Regions from separate parts of the Homo sapiens genome. Here all the other regions are linked to region 2. The links are chromatin contacts, found by Hi-C or POLR2A ChIA-PET in ENCODE. All regions are on one chromosome and are shown on one strand. Each heading gives the region's core, a stretch centred on a gene start or an enhancer-like site at or near the end of the contact. The rest is flanking DNA. Distances are from core to core; before and after follow the strand shown. Region 1 has its middle 19 kb from the start of TMSB10. Region 2 holds the start of MAT2A (methionine adenosyltransferase 2A). Region 3 holds the start of TMSB10 (thymosin beta 10). Region 4 has its middle 25 kb from the start of KCMF1.

Evidence for each region. Hi-C counts contacts between places; a loop is a spot of excess contacts on that map. ChIA-PET counts read pairs that join two places held with the same protein, here RNA polymerase II (POLR2A). Pooled maps may share reads with other maps.
Region 1: a pooled map shows a loop between it and region 2 (4-fold over the local background). The contact joins the enhancer-like site here to the promoter of MAT2A in region 2. A Hi-C loop is called at or near these places in 1 of 37 single-sample maps with no recorded cell type and 8 of 50 pooled maps. POLR2A ChIA-PET finds 5 or more read pairs at or near these places in 4 of 52 experiments (GM10248, T-cell, activated CD4-positive, alpha-beta T cell and 1 more).
Region 3: a loop to region 2 is called in a pooled map, with 9 times the contacts of the local background. The contact joins the promoter of TMSB10 here to the promoter of MAT2A in region 2. A Hi-C loop is called at or near these places in 2 of 37 single-sample maps with no recorded cell type and 8 of 50 pooled maps.
Region 4: a pooled map shows a loop between it and region 2 (4-fold over the local background). The contact joins the enhancer-like site here to the promoter of MAT2A in region 2. A Hi-C loop is called at or near these places in 6 of 50 pooled maps. POLR2A ChIA-PET finds 5 or more read pairs at or near these places in 3 of 52 experiments (T-cell, WTC11 and activated naive CD4-positive, alpha-beta T cell).

The regions. Positions count from the first base shown.
Region 1 is chr2:84,922,845-84,925,937 of GRCh38, forward strand. No RefSeq gene overlaps it. Among named protein-coding and RNA genes, the nearest start is that of TMSB10, 19 kb to the left of the region's middle. RefSeq lists an enhancer at 2,235-2,284. Within about 2 kb of position 1,432, at least 19 of the 41 ENCODE cell types and tissues checked have a DNase peak (open chromatin) inside an H3K27ac peak, as active enhancers do.
Region 2 is chr2:85,537,614-85,540,743 of GRCh38, forward strand. It overlaps MAT2A (methionine adenosyltransferase 2A), which reads left to right and starts at 1,555. Exons shown (of 9, transcript NM_005911.6): 1 at 1,555-1,765. The coding sequence starts at 1,675. PARTICL (promoter of MAT2A antisense radiation-induced circulating long non-coding RNA) reads right to left here and starts at 1,273. Exons shown (of 1, transcript NR_038942.1): 1 at 1-1,273. RefSeq lists enhancers at 473-562, 963-1,172, 1,243-1,332 and silencers at 1,363-1,632, 1,813-2,142.
Region 3 is chr2:84,904,392-84,907,363 of GRCh38, forward strand. It overlaps TMSB10 (thymosin beta 10), which reads left to right and starts at 1,265. Exons shown (of 3, transcript NM_021103.4): 1 at 1,265-1,327; 2 at 1,612-1,726; 3 at 1,998-2,280. The coding sequence starts at 1,627. The coding sequence ends at 2,032. It overlaps LOC105374836 (a long non-coding RNA gene), which reads right to left and starts at 2,630. Exons shown (of 2, transcript XR_940308.3): 1 at 2,272-2,630. RefSeq lists a silencer at 1,022-1,561 and enhancers at 1,528-2,727, 2,532-2,591.
Region 4 is chr2:84,944,361-84,947,666 of GRCh38, forward strand. No RefSeq gene overlaps it. Among named protein-coding and RNA genes, the nearest start is that of KCMF1, 25 kb to the right of the region's middle. RefSeq lists a silencer at 1,734-1,883 and an enhancer at 2,054-2,223. Within about 2 kb of position 1,956, at least 20 of the 41 ENCODE cell types and tissues checked have a DNase peak (open chromatin) inside an H3K27ac peak, as active enhancers do.

The DNA of each region.
Region 1 (3,093 bases), core at 182-2,681, 610 kb before region 2:
TGGGAGGCCAAAGTGGGTGGATCAAGGTGGGAGGTCAGGGGTTCGAGACTAGCCTGGCCAACATGGTGAAAACCTGTCTCTACTGAAAATACAAAGAATTAGCTGGGTGTGGTGGCGGGCACCTGTAATCCCAGCTTCTCAGGAGGCTAAGGCAGGAGGATTACCTGAGCCCAGGAGCTGGAGGCTTCATTGAGCCATGATCATGCCATAGCACTTCAGCCTGGGCAACAGAGCAAGACCCTGTCTCAAAAAAAAGAAGGAAGGAAGGAAGAAAGGAGGGAGGGGAGGGAGGGGAGGGAGGGAGGGAGGGATTGATTCTAGTTATATAATTCTATGTATAAAATATGCACATTTAAAAAAATATAAGGAAGACATAAAGTTATATTCTTTTGACAAAAAGAATTGTATGTAATACAGAGATTATGTAAAGCCTATTTATGAAAGAAGGTAAAAAGAAACTAGTAAATAGGTGAAAGAGATGTAAAGAGAGTCACAGATGTAAAGATGTATTTTTGGTAACAAAGATTAAGAAGAAAAGAGAATAATTTTGTATGAGAAATAATCTTATGTGGTAAATTTTTGTCCTACAGTAAAATGACTGTTTATTTAAGAAAGAGGGAAATTTATGACAAAACAAAAAGTTCAAGCATGTTGTAAATTGTCTGTGTAAATCATGATAAGGTTCATAAAAAGAAAAGCTATAAAAAATTTTGTGTATGATTAACTTGGCTATAATTAAAAGGAAATAATTTATAATAGTCATGATAAATGTGCTTAACTGCACAAGCAGCCAAAGGGCACAGGAACCACTCTGATTATTCTGTATAGAATTCATTTCCTAGGCCGGGCGCTGTGGCTCACGCCTGTAATCCCAGCACTTTGGGAGGCCGAGGTGGGAGGACCACGAGGTCAGGAGATCAAGACCATCCTGGCCAACATGGTGAAACCCCGTTTCAACTAAAAATACAAAAATTAGCCAGGCATGGTGGTGTGCGCCCGTAGTCTCAGCTACTTGGGAGGCTGAGGCAGGAGAATCACTTGAACCTGGGAGGTGGAGGTTGTGGTAAGCCAAGATCGCACCACTGCACTCTGGGCGACAGAGTGAGACTCCGTCTCAAAAAAAAAAAAAAAAAAGCAGCTGGGTGTGGTAACACACACCTGCAATCCCAGCTACTCAGGAGGCTGAGGCAGGGGAGTCACTTGAACCTGGGAGGCAGGAGTTACAGTGAGCCAAGATCAAGCCACTGCACTCCAGGCCTGGGCAATAGAGTGAGACCCTGTCTAAAAAAAAAAAAAAAAAGAAATTCAATCTGGTCCTGCACCCCACTATTAACTATATCTACCACATCAGTGCTCCTACAGGGGAGGCTACTTCCCTGAACACAGAGAGTGGGTGAGAGTCTCAGGTCCTTGAGGAAACTGCAGGCTTCTGGCTCCTCCCAGTCCTGGGGAGTTTCCCAAACCTCTCTCCCTTTGTCTTGACACTTCCTCTCATTCTCTTCCCCTGGGGTCAACCCACGTAATCCCGGTGCAGCCCATTCCTTCCTGGATTAGCCCACTAAAATGCTAAAACCCATCAGAGTTTCCTTACCACCAACACTGCTCGTGAACAAACCTGTCACCAGGACCTGAACTGTACCAAGGGATGCTTTTCCCCACTATAATCTTCATCAACCTCTTAAATAAAATAAGCACTTATAATATCCTCATATAAACATGAATAAAGGCATCTCTGGAAATGTTTCTGTTTTAATTAAGCTGCAAACGCTTCATCCTTACAAGGCATATAGAGTTTCAAGGCAAACCCATAGTTGCCCCCCACATCCCCAGACCACCCCCTCCTGACTGAAGCAGAAAAATAGGGTCTGGAGGCAGGGAACCTAAGGCCGATTCACGCTGACTTTCTAGAACTAAATCAAAAGGAAAACCCCAACTTTCCACACCTAAGTAACAAAAGGACTGGAGGCTACTCCCTTTGCAAACCCCACCCCCCTTTTCTGTGGGGCCGACGGAAAATTGAAAGTATCTCTGATTGGTTGATTTCTGCAACCAGATATTTGCATAGGAGTGTAACTTTGTAACTTCACTTCAGCCTCTGATTGGTTGCTTTCCACAACCAATCAGACACTTACAAAGGTGTAAGTTACTTTGTAACTTCACTTCAGCCTCTGATTGGTTAATTTCTGCAACCAATCAGACTGATAGTGGGCCACTATTTCTTTTACTTAGAGTGTACACCAAGTCGCCAGTGGGAAACCTCTAGAGGGTATTTAAACCCCAGAAAATCCTATGCTTGGTCTGTTCGCACCCTGTGGAGTGTACTCTCGTTTTCAATAAATTTTTGCTTTTGTTGCTTCATTCCTTCCTTGCTTTGTTTGTGCATTTTGTCCAATCCTTTGTTCAAACTGCCAAGAACCTGGACACCCTCCACCCATAACATAACCAGATTGCTGCCTTTGAGCCTCTTCTTTTTTAGAAATTCTAAAGGCGCTACTGAGAATATGATGCATGTCCCTTCAGCCACTAGCTGTTCCCATCTCTTCTGGGAGATGTTCAGCGCTGGGTCCTCTCCACCTGCCCACAGGTTTAGGGAGCCGAGGGAGCCTTCCAGAGCCTCTAAGTCACCTCTCTAGGAGGCTGTCTGCCTGGCCCACACACAGGCAGGCCCCATTCTTGGCCTCCCCAAGCCAAGAGGGCACAGACTGATGATCCAGGGCAGGTCTAGGCAAGTGGGGCATGCAGGGATGTTGTATTAAAGCTTAAGCATCATGAGAGGATCTGATGACTCAGGGAGCAATTTCTTGAGCCCATATTGTCCACCTGGGAAGAAATTGTGGCTGAGGAGTATTCAGGAGCAGCTATGGGGGAGAGAGGGGCAGAAATACACCTCAAGGTAGGCCTCTACTGGGTTCAGGAGGTCCCGGGGCTAGGCAGAGAAAGGCAAGCTTGAGACCCAACAGCGCCACCCACCATGCATAAATCGGTTCCCTAGTCATCAATTCGCTTATGAATACGGAGGCCCCGGAAAGGTGAAGGGTGCCTTCTGGTGGCCAGCTGTGGAGGTGGCCTCGGAGAAGGGTGACCCGAGTGACA
Region 2 (3,130 bases), core at 305-2,804:
CACCTATTGTCTCTTTTGTGGTCGAACCTTTTCTTGCTGCCTGCTTTGAGCGACCGTGGATGTGGTCACTGAGTCTGGGGAGGAGCCCTTTATCTTCTTTGTGGATGCCCCCAGCACAGCCCAAGTGCTTCCTTTGTTTCCCACTGAGCCTTTAGCAAATCCCACCTTTCCTCCTGCACCGACGGAGAGGATTGTTCTTGGGAATGCACCTTGTTCTACTGCCGCCAGCAGTAGGCAGCTGGAGACTGTTACTAGGGGTCTCCTTCACCTCCCCAGCGTAAAGTACATCCCATGCTAGGAGCAGGCCGTTCCCTGAGAACCTCATTAAACCCGGCGTTCTTGTCACGCGCTCCGCTCAGGGCCACCAGGCCACCAGCCCGACCAGACCTGCACCGAGGCCCAGCCCCAGAACAGGCTGCAGAGACCCCCGCCCCCAAGGCGGGCTCCCTCCAAACGGGACTCCATACTCCTTGCTGGCTCAAGTTTTGTTTCGCTCTTTTTCCCTGTAATTCCTTTATTGGGCAAAACTGGGACAAACGCAGGTGGACATTTTAAAGTGAAAGCTTCATGAAACAGCCCATTCCACGCCGTCAAGAGATCTGCTTAAGCACATTCAAGGGAACGAATAGCCCCCACCCACCAAAAAAGAAATGTTCGTTCCATATTCTCCTGAACAGAGGATTGAAACATCGATTCCCCCCCCCTTCAAAGGAACAGGAAGGCCACGGGGCAAGGACGGACTTGGGAGCGGCCTCCTTTCTCTCTGGAGGGAAAGGCTGGAGCGCTGCCTCCACTTTTAAGTCCACGAACCACGAAGGGTGAGGATCCCTCAGAAACTTTAGCGCAGGGGAGCGGGCAGGAGGGCGATTGTTTAAATCGATGGCAGCACCTTCATTAATCTGCTTTCCGGCCATCTTCAGCAGAGCCATTCACCAGGAAACGACTAGAAGGTGGGCCTGCGCCCCTCAGATATCCCGGGGCCGGCAACGAGCCGGGCAGGGACGCCGAAGGAAGGCCGTGAGGAGCCCTCGCTGGCCGGCCAAGATGGCCACCTTCACATGGCCGACCGCCACCGGCTCCCTGCCACCCGGCATCTAGAGGCGGGACGGCCAGAAAGACCCCAGCCGCAGCACAAAACCTCCGCGATTCCCGCCGCCTCCGCTGGGGGACGCGACCTCCGGGAAAGCTATCCCGGCCAACGGTCGGAAGGGAGGTGCCATGTCACCGCACAGGGGAGCGGGTCCAGCAAGCCCCAGTCGCTTTTTCTCCCACATCAAACAAGGAAGAGCAATCCCCCACGTCTCCTCGCGTCTGCATTTTTCTCCTAGCTCTAGCGGCTCAAGATAGCTGAACGGTCTCTGGAGGGCCGGATTGCCACGGCACCTCCCGCGGCCGCGCAGTGTGGTTCAGCCCGGACTCCGCGGGGCGAGCTGCCCTTCCTCCCCCGACCCCCGCGCAAGTGGTGCATTGGCGCGCGGCGCCGAGGGGCGGGGCCCGAGCCGGGCGCGCGCGGGCGCTGCTCTATAAATACCGGGCCGCACCGCCCGCTGCTTCGTTCGCTCCGCGCCGCCCGCCTGCTACGAGTAGAACGCTGTCCGCAGCTTGCGCATTTCGCAGCCGCTGCCGCCTCGCCGCTGCTCCTTCGTAAGGCCACTTCCGCACACCGACACCAACATGAACGGACAGCTCAACGGCTTCCACGAGGCGTTCATCGAGGAGGGCACATTCCTTTTCACCTCAGAGTCGGTCGGGGAAGGCCACCCAGGTGAGGGGACGGCCTGAAGCGAAGCGTGGGGCGGGGCAGAAGGCAGCGCCAAGGTCCGGCTGGCTGCGGCCGGCCGGTGGTGGGGCCCGCGCGGGTCGTCCTCGTCCGCCGGGTGATGGAAGAGCGGCGACCGCGCGCTTTCCTCGTGGCGCCGCCAGGGCCTGGCGCGTGGCCGCCGCTCCTCTTCCCCCTCCCCTCTCCACCCTTCCCTTCCCCCCTCCCTTTTCATTCGGTCGCGCGCCTAGGCATGCGGAAGGTTCCAGAAAACGTGAAGGGCGGGGGCTGTGGTCGCTAGTGAGTTCTGGCCGGGAAGGGAGGGCACTGTTAACCCCTCCCGGCCCTGCCGTCTGACAAACCTGGAGTGGGCGACCCGCCCCGCGTGCTCGCGTCCGGCCCTCGGGAGCGCGCGCCCCGCATTGCAGCGGCGACCACGTGTTTGCCGCATGTGGTATCTGGGCGAGGGGGAGCCGTGAGCCTCCCCGGCTGTCCTGGCCCTCAGTTTGAGGGGTGGGGGGCCTATGCCTTGGGACGTCGTCTGGCTCCACTGCCTCAGTGGTTAGGTCTTGACTACACACTGGAGAATACGCACATGCCCTTCGGCGGATATGGCCTTGCCTCCAAGGTGACGGCCTCTGACTAAATATAGCTCATGTCCAAGAAGGCAGTCCTTATTTGGACCCCTTGTGAAAAGGATGGGAAGCATGAATTAGGAGCTGCCATTGCTTTGGGTTCGCATTTAAAGTCTTCGGTGCAGGGTTTTACTTGAGGCTTTGTCCGCTCAACCGCCATTATGGGGATCAATTGGCACGTGAAGGAGGAGTAAAGCTATATTTCCAGGAACTGAAAATCTCAGCCTGAGCATATCGGCTAGTAAAGATGATTATTTGGCTCTTTTGGCTGTTTCTGCCCTTAGGATGACCGCAGTAGTTATCTATCTGGTGGCTTTAGGGTCTGGTCAGTTTACTGTGCCCATGATGAAATCCCACAAGTAACTTAGTGGTATGAGAGGACAAACCCAGGATCTTGATGAGTGCTGAAGGTTAGCTGTTACACCAGTTAGTAGTAGACCGAAGTTCAGAGCCTGCAGTCTGGCTTCCACATTATGTTTGGATTCTGTTTTAGGCGGTTATAGAAAATTCAGAAAAACGAACTTGAATTAGGGAGATATTTGTTCTCCCTCCTAACAATAGATGACAAAGCAGGGAGACATGGATTCGGAATACGTTTGAGCATCTTCTACACTGTTGAGCTTTTGTTTCCTGCGCAACTCCTAACAGCAAAATCAGATAATTGCCATTTTAGTCAGAAAATGCTTTTCATTTAATTGTTTAATCGAATTATCTTGTTGCTCATTATAATTGGTGT
Region 3 (2,972 bases), core at 15-2,514, 630 kb before region 2:
CCAACTGCTCAGGAGGCTGAGGTGGAAGAATCACTTGAACCGGGGAAGTCCAGGCTGCCATAAGCCGTGATCACACCACTGCACTCCAGCCTGGGTGACAGAGTGAGACCCTGTCTCAAAAAAAGTAAATAAATAAAATCAGGACCGAATTTAGGATGTCACCACCAAATCCCACTTTAAAGAGCTCGGTAATACTTCACACTTAAAAAAGGAAAGGTCAGGACAAATAAAAGAATGACCAGCCTTAACTCCGGGGCTGGTAATTTATGGAACTTATTACCTAACGGTGTTGCACAGGCTGAAAATACAACTTTTCTAAGAAAGATGTGAATAATTGCAGTATACCACTCCTACAATGGGTTAATAAGAAAAACAAGAACGTTTGTAGGCATGTGGGTCTCTATTATCCTCAAGGTTAACTTCAAGGAGGAAAACCGCACCCGCTGATACAGTGTTTCTAGGAGCTCGACGAGAAAAGGCAAACTGCGAGCCTTCTCGGGACGCCCTGTTCCCACCACAGCCCTTCACACAATGCGTCTAACAGCATTTAAGGAACACCCGCCACGCCAACGATCCTGCTGGAACCGCCCAGTTCAGGGAACAGGGGACGACTGACCAGAAGGCAACCGCCCCCAACCTGAGCAAAGAGCGCTGGAAACCTATTCCCCCCTCCCCCTACACCCCCCCGCCCCCCGCTCCACTACGGGACCCTCGGCTCGAATTCTTTTAGTGCAGGACCACCTTAGGACTCAGCCTCCCTAAGGAGAGGAAAAGTGGGGGAGGGAAGGGGACTCTGGAGGAGCAAAAGCAAGAGGCCTGGGGGCGACTGGGGTGGGGCGTCTCCTAGAGCGAGGATTGCTGCAGAGTGCGCGTGCACGCCCGCACATCCACACCCACGGCTACACATCATATCTGCACACGCACAAAACCACACACCCTCCCACGCCGGTCCCATATCCTTTCTGCGGGGTGAGCAGCAGATTCCCGGAAAGGGGGAAATGTAGCCGCAAAAGCAAAGCCGGGGGCCTGGCGCCCACTCTGGCGGCGACTACAGCCCCCACGCTGGGCACACTGCGAGCTGGGGGTGCCCGGCGCGGGAGAAGCCGCGCCCAGCCGGGCTGGTAGCCCAGCGGGGGGCGCGGCAGGGCGAGGAGCAGCCCGCGCTGCTCCCGCCCCTCGGGTGCCAGCACCGCCCCTGCTGCGGCGGGTGAGGGGCGGGGCGGGGCGCGGCGTATATAAGGCTAGGGGCGGGCGCCGCTCTTTTGTTTCTTGCTGCAGCAACGCGAGTGGGAGCACCAGGATCTCGGGCTCGGAACGAGACTGCACGGTGAGTGCGGCGCCGGGGCGGGGGGCCCACCCAGGGTGTGGTCGGATCCGGTGCACCGGGCGGGCGCGCCGCAACCGCGACAGGCGCCCTTCTCGGACCGGACGCAGGGGCCGGCGACCACGCCCTGGGACCGAGAAGAGGGGTGCGGGACGCGCCCAGATCCTCGGCCTTGGGGCTGCTCGGCACGCCTTGGCGCGAGTGCCACGTCGAGAGGCGTCGGCGGGGAGCGCGGAAGGGGACGCTGGCCCCCAGGCCCAGGTCAAGCGCCTTGGTTTGCCCACTAGGATTGTTTTAAGAAAATGGCAGACAAACCAGACATGGGGGAAATCGCCAGCTTCGATAAGGCCAAGCTGAAGAAAACGGAGACGCAGGAGAAGAACACCCTGCCGACCAAAGAGAGTGAGTGTGCCTCGGTCTCCCGCGCCCCAGCCCAGCCCCTCACCCTGCTCTTCCTTGCAAACCCACTCCTCCACCCCCCACCCCGCCGTTGTCCCCGGTGTGGGCGGCCCCGGCCACTCTTTCAGTTTCACAAAGCGCCTTGTTTCTCCCCAGCCCCAAGCTTCCTTCTAAATCCCCACACCTCGTGGGTGCCTCGCCCACACCGGGAAGCACCTCGGTTGCGGGTGGGGGTTGCAGCTCCCCTCCAGCGCCCGCTTCCCGCTCTCCACAGCCATTGAGCAGGAGAAGCGGAGTGAAATTTCCTAAGATCCTGGAGGATTTCCTACCCCCGTCCTCTTCGAGACCCCAGTCGTGATGTGGAGGAAGAGCCACCTGCAAGATGGACACGAGCCACAAGCTGCACTGTGAACCTGGGCACTCCGCGCCGATGCCACCGGCCTGTGGGTCTCTGAAGGGACCCCCCCCCAATCGGACTGCCAAATTCTCCGGTTTGCCCCGGGATATTATAGAAAATTATTTGTATGAATAATGAAAATAAAACACACCTCGTGGCATGGCTGGCGTGGTCTGAGTCTTTTAGTTGAGTATGCGTGGGCAGTGCCACTGCAGCAAAGCCCCTCGATGGAGTAGAGTTCCTGCCGCAAAGGGGAGGAGGTGGGTCGCAGAATGGGCTGACTCGGAGGGAGTTTTTAATTTTGGCTTTACCTGCTTCTCCGTAAGATTTCATGACTTGTTAGCCACTTAACTCTTGCTCGTAAGCAATCTGTGTAAAATTTAACCCCACTTTGTCCCCAGGTTGCGTTGGAAAATGCTTTTTCAAAAGAGCAAGGTTTGCTTTTGATAAGCTTCGAAAGCCCCACTGTTTCCCTCTGGCCTCCTCCTAGCTGACTCAGAAGGGAACACTGATTTTAAAGAAAGAAAAGACAATCTGGAATGTTGGAAATTGGGTGAGGTCACAAAGTCTCCGGAAGCCTTTCTTCGGGAGCTTAAAACAAAGGCGGGATCTAGGGATACAGCAACGGGAACGTCAGAACTAGAAGAACCAACACTAGAACTGGGGGAGGGGAGGGGGGAAGAGCTTTTGTCTTTTAACCCTAGTTCAGAACCTCCCACAAAAACATTAGCCATTAGAGGAAGTGCTAGACTGATCTGCTACCACCCAGTGCTCAGCAGGAAGGGTGGGGATGTGGTGGGAGGGAGGAAGGGTGGGCTGGCGCTGGCGCTGGCGGCCAAGCTCCAAGGGATG
Region 4 (3,306 bases), core at 706-3,205, 590 kb before region 2:
ACGCAGCTCCTATAACCCTTGGAATCCCTGGAATGATATCTTTTGTGTGCTAATAAGGTGCCTGGTGGCTGGGGGTCCCCGACATAGCTTGAGGATGGGGGCTGGTCACCAGAGAGACCAAGGCATGACAGAATTGGAACTTTCAGCTCATCCCCAGACCTCCAGGAAGGAAAAGGGGCTGGTGATTGAGTCAATCAGCATTGGTCAATGATTTCATCAATTGTGCCTGTGTAATGAAACCTCCATAAAAACCCCTAAATGATGAGATTCGGGGAGCTTCCAGTTGGTGAACACACTGAAGTGCTAGGAGGGCGGCCTGCCCAGAGGAGACATAGAAGCCCTGCGTGCCCCTCCAATACCATGCCCTATGCTTCCACCTGGCTGTCTCTGAGCATATGTCCTTGATCATAAAGTGGTAAGCCTAACGAAAGTGTTTCCGAGTTCTGTGAGCCATTCTGGCAAATTATTGAACATGAAGAGGGGGTTGTGGTAACCTAGGACTTCTATAGCTGGTTGGTTAGAAATACAGATGGTAACCTGGTACCAGCAACCGACATCTGAAATCAGGGCAGTCTTGCGGGATGGAGCTCTTTGGTGGCATTGACACTAATTCTAGGTAGATAATGTCAGAATGGAATTGATTTGTTGGATACCCAATTGGTATCTGGAGAGTTGAATAACTGGTCAGTATAAGAAAAAACTCACACATTTGGTGGCAGAAGTATTGTGAATAAAAACAGTTCAGAGCTCCCCTACTCCCAAACCAGAAAACCTGGAGTCATCTTCGATGCCACCCTCTCACCACCCACCCTCTGCACTATCCCTGCCAATCACTTGCCAAGTTACCCTGATTCCACCTCCAAATACCTCTCTCATCTCCCGTCTTCACTTTTCATTCATCATTTACTCATTCAATCACAAATATTTGCTCTTATCTTCTCTGTGCCAGGCTTTGTGATAGGCATTGGAGTCAGAAGAATGAATGAGACCTGGTAGGAAAATCACAATCTAGTGGTAAAACAAAAACCAGAACACAATCATAAAGCAATGGGATTCACACTCAGAAATGCATAGAGCTGCTGGGCGTGGTGGCTCATGCCTGTAATCCCATCACTTTGGGAGGCCGAGGTGGGCGGATCATGAGGTCAGGGGTTCGAGACCAGCCTGACCAACATGGTGAAACCCTGTCTCTACTAAAAATACAAAATTAGCTGGGCGTGGTGGCACATGCCTGTAATCCTGGCTACTCAGGAGGCTAAAGCAGGAGAATCACTTGAACCTGGGAGGCAGAGATTGCAGCAAGCCGAGATCGCACTACTGCACTCCAGCTTGGATGACACAGTGAGACTCTGTCTCAAAAAAAAAAAAAAAAAAAAGAAAAGAAAAGAAAAGAAATGCACAGAGCATCATAGAGTCCAGGGCAGGGGTCCCTGACCAAGCTCGGGAATGGTGGGGGATGGGGTGGGGACATCAGTGGAGTTTTTTGGGGTTTTTTGTTTTGCTTTGTTTGAGACAGGGTCTTGCTCCGTCACCCAGGCTGGAGTGCAGTGGTGTGATCATAGTTCACTGCAACCTTGAACTCCTGGGCTCAAGGGATCCCCCGGCCTCAGCCTCCTGAGTAGCTGGGATTACAGGCATGAGCCACCACACCCAGTCAATAGACTTTTCTTGATGTGGGTGACACCCAAGCTTTAAGTTTGAAGACTAAAGGAGAGCTGGCACACCAACAGTATACGAGGGGAGGGGAGGGGAGAGGGGAGGGGAGAGGAGGGGAGAGGGGAGGTGAGAGGGGAAGGGAGGGGAGGGAGGAGGGGAGGGGAGGGGAGGGGAGAGGACACAGCAGGCTGGTAGGGCAGCTTTGAATATGGCTCAGAGGCGAGGCGAGCAAGGTCTGAATCACTTCTGCTCCAAGTCCAGGCCCACATTACTTCTTATACGGACAAGAGGCCAGTAACTGCTCTACCCACACATTCTCCTCCCCTACCATCAGAAAAATCTCCCTAAAGCTCAAATTTGACTTCCTGTCTCCCCTGCTTGCTACCCTCTGCTGGTTCCCCTTTCTGATCTGTGGTGTCTCAGCTCCACCTCTGTTCATAAACTTCATATGGTGCCTTCAAAAGTATTTCCGTCTCTGGACCTTCATCCCTGCACTACTGTCTGCCTGGAATTTCCTGCCCTGCCTTGGTTGATGAGGTGGACTCCTATTCATACTTCAGAGTGACTCAGATGTGACTTGTTCCACAAAGTCCCCACCCACTTGCACTCACCTCCGTGGTGCACGTATTCCAGGGCCGTGAGCTTCACCTCTCTGCACGTCTCCCTCCTGCTACAGCTGTGAGGGTGCAGACCTCCTCTGCTGGCACCAGGGCCCGGCCTGCAGTGGGCCTTTGGCAAATGAGGAACTAGGGCTACCGGTAGGTGAAAATGCAGCTAATGCCCAGGAAGCTAGAAGCTGTTGGAACATTTCTGAGACCCTTTAGACCTGGAAATAGCTCTATGTTAGAGGGTTGCTGATAGAGAAGGCTGGAAGTGAGGTCCCTCTGTCCCCAGCTCGCCTCAGACCCTGGTTCCAGATACAGTTGCATGTGTTTCCAACCAAGACTCTGACCTGGCTCCTCAACCAAACCTCCCCTGCGTCCATGGATCTATCTGAACTCCCATTTATAATCGTAAGAGGCTGTGGGTTAGAGGCGCTGTGCTAATGATGGCTGTATGGTTATTATGATTGTGAAGTTGTTATATTTTACATAGAATACAAGTTTATGTACATTACGATTAAGACTAGTAAAGCTCTTTGGAACTTTAAAAACAAATCCCAGTCAGGCGTGATGGCTCACGCCTGTAATCCTAGCTCTTTGGGAGTCCAAGGCAGGAGGACTGGTTAAGCCCAATTCTCCAGGAGTTTGAGACCAGCCTGGGCAACATAGTAGGACCCCATCTCTACAAAAAAATAAAAATCAAAAAATTAGCCAGACGTGGTGGCATGCACCTTTAGTCCCAGCTACTCGGGAGGCTGAGGCAGGAGGACTGTTTGAGCCCAGGAGGTGGAACCTACGGTGAGCCATGATCTCACCACTGCACTCCAGCCTGGGCAACAGAGTGAGACCCTGTCTCAAAAAAACGAAACAAAACAAATCTCAATTCAATTACATTTAATTATTTCAAAAACCAAGCTCTCTCATTGTACAACATTCAAACAATAACGTAAGAAAAAGTGCCTATGGGTCCCAAATTGGTGTGACTCCTGTGTCCTGTCAGCCTATAGAAACACAAGTGTCTGTGTGTGTAACTTTGACCCCTTCTCCT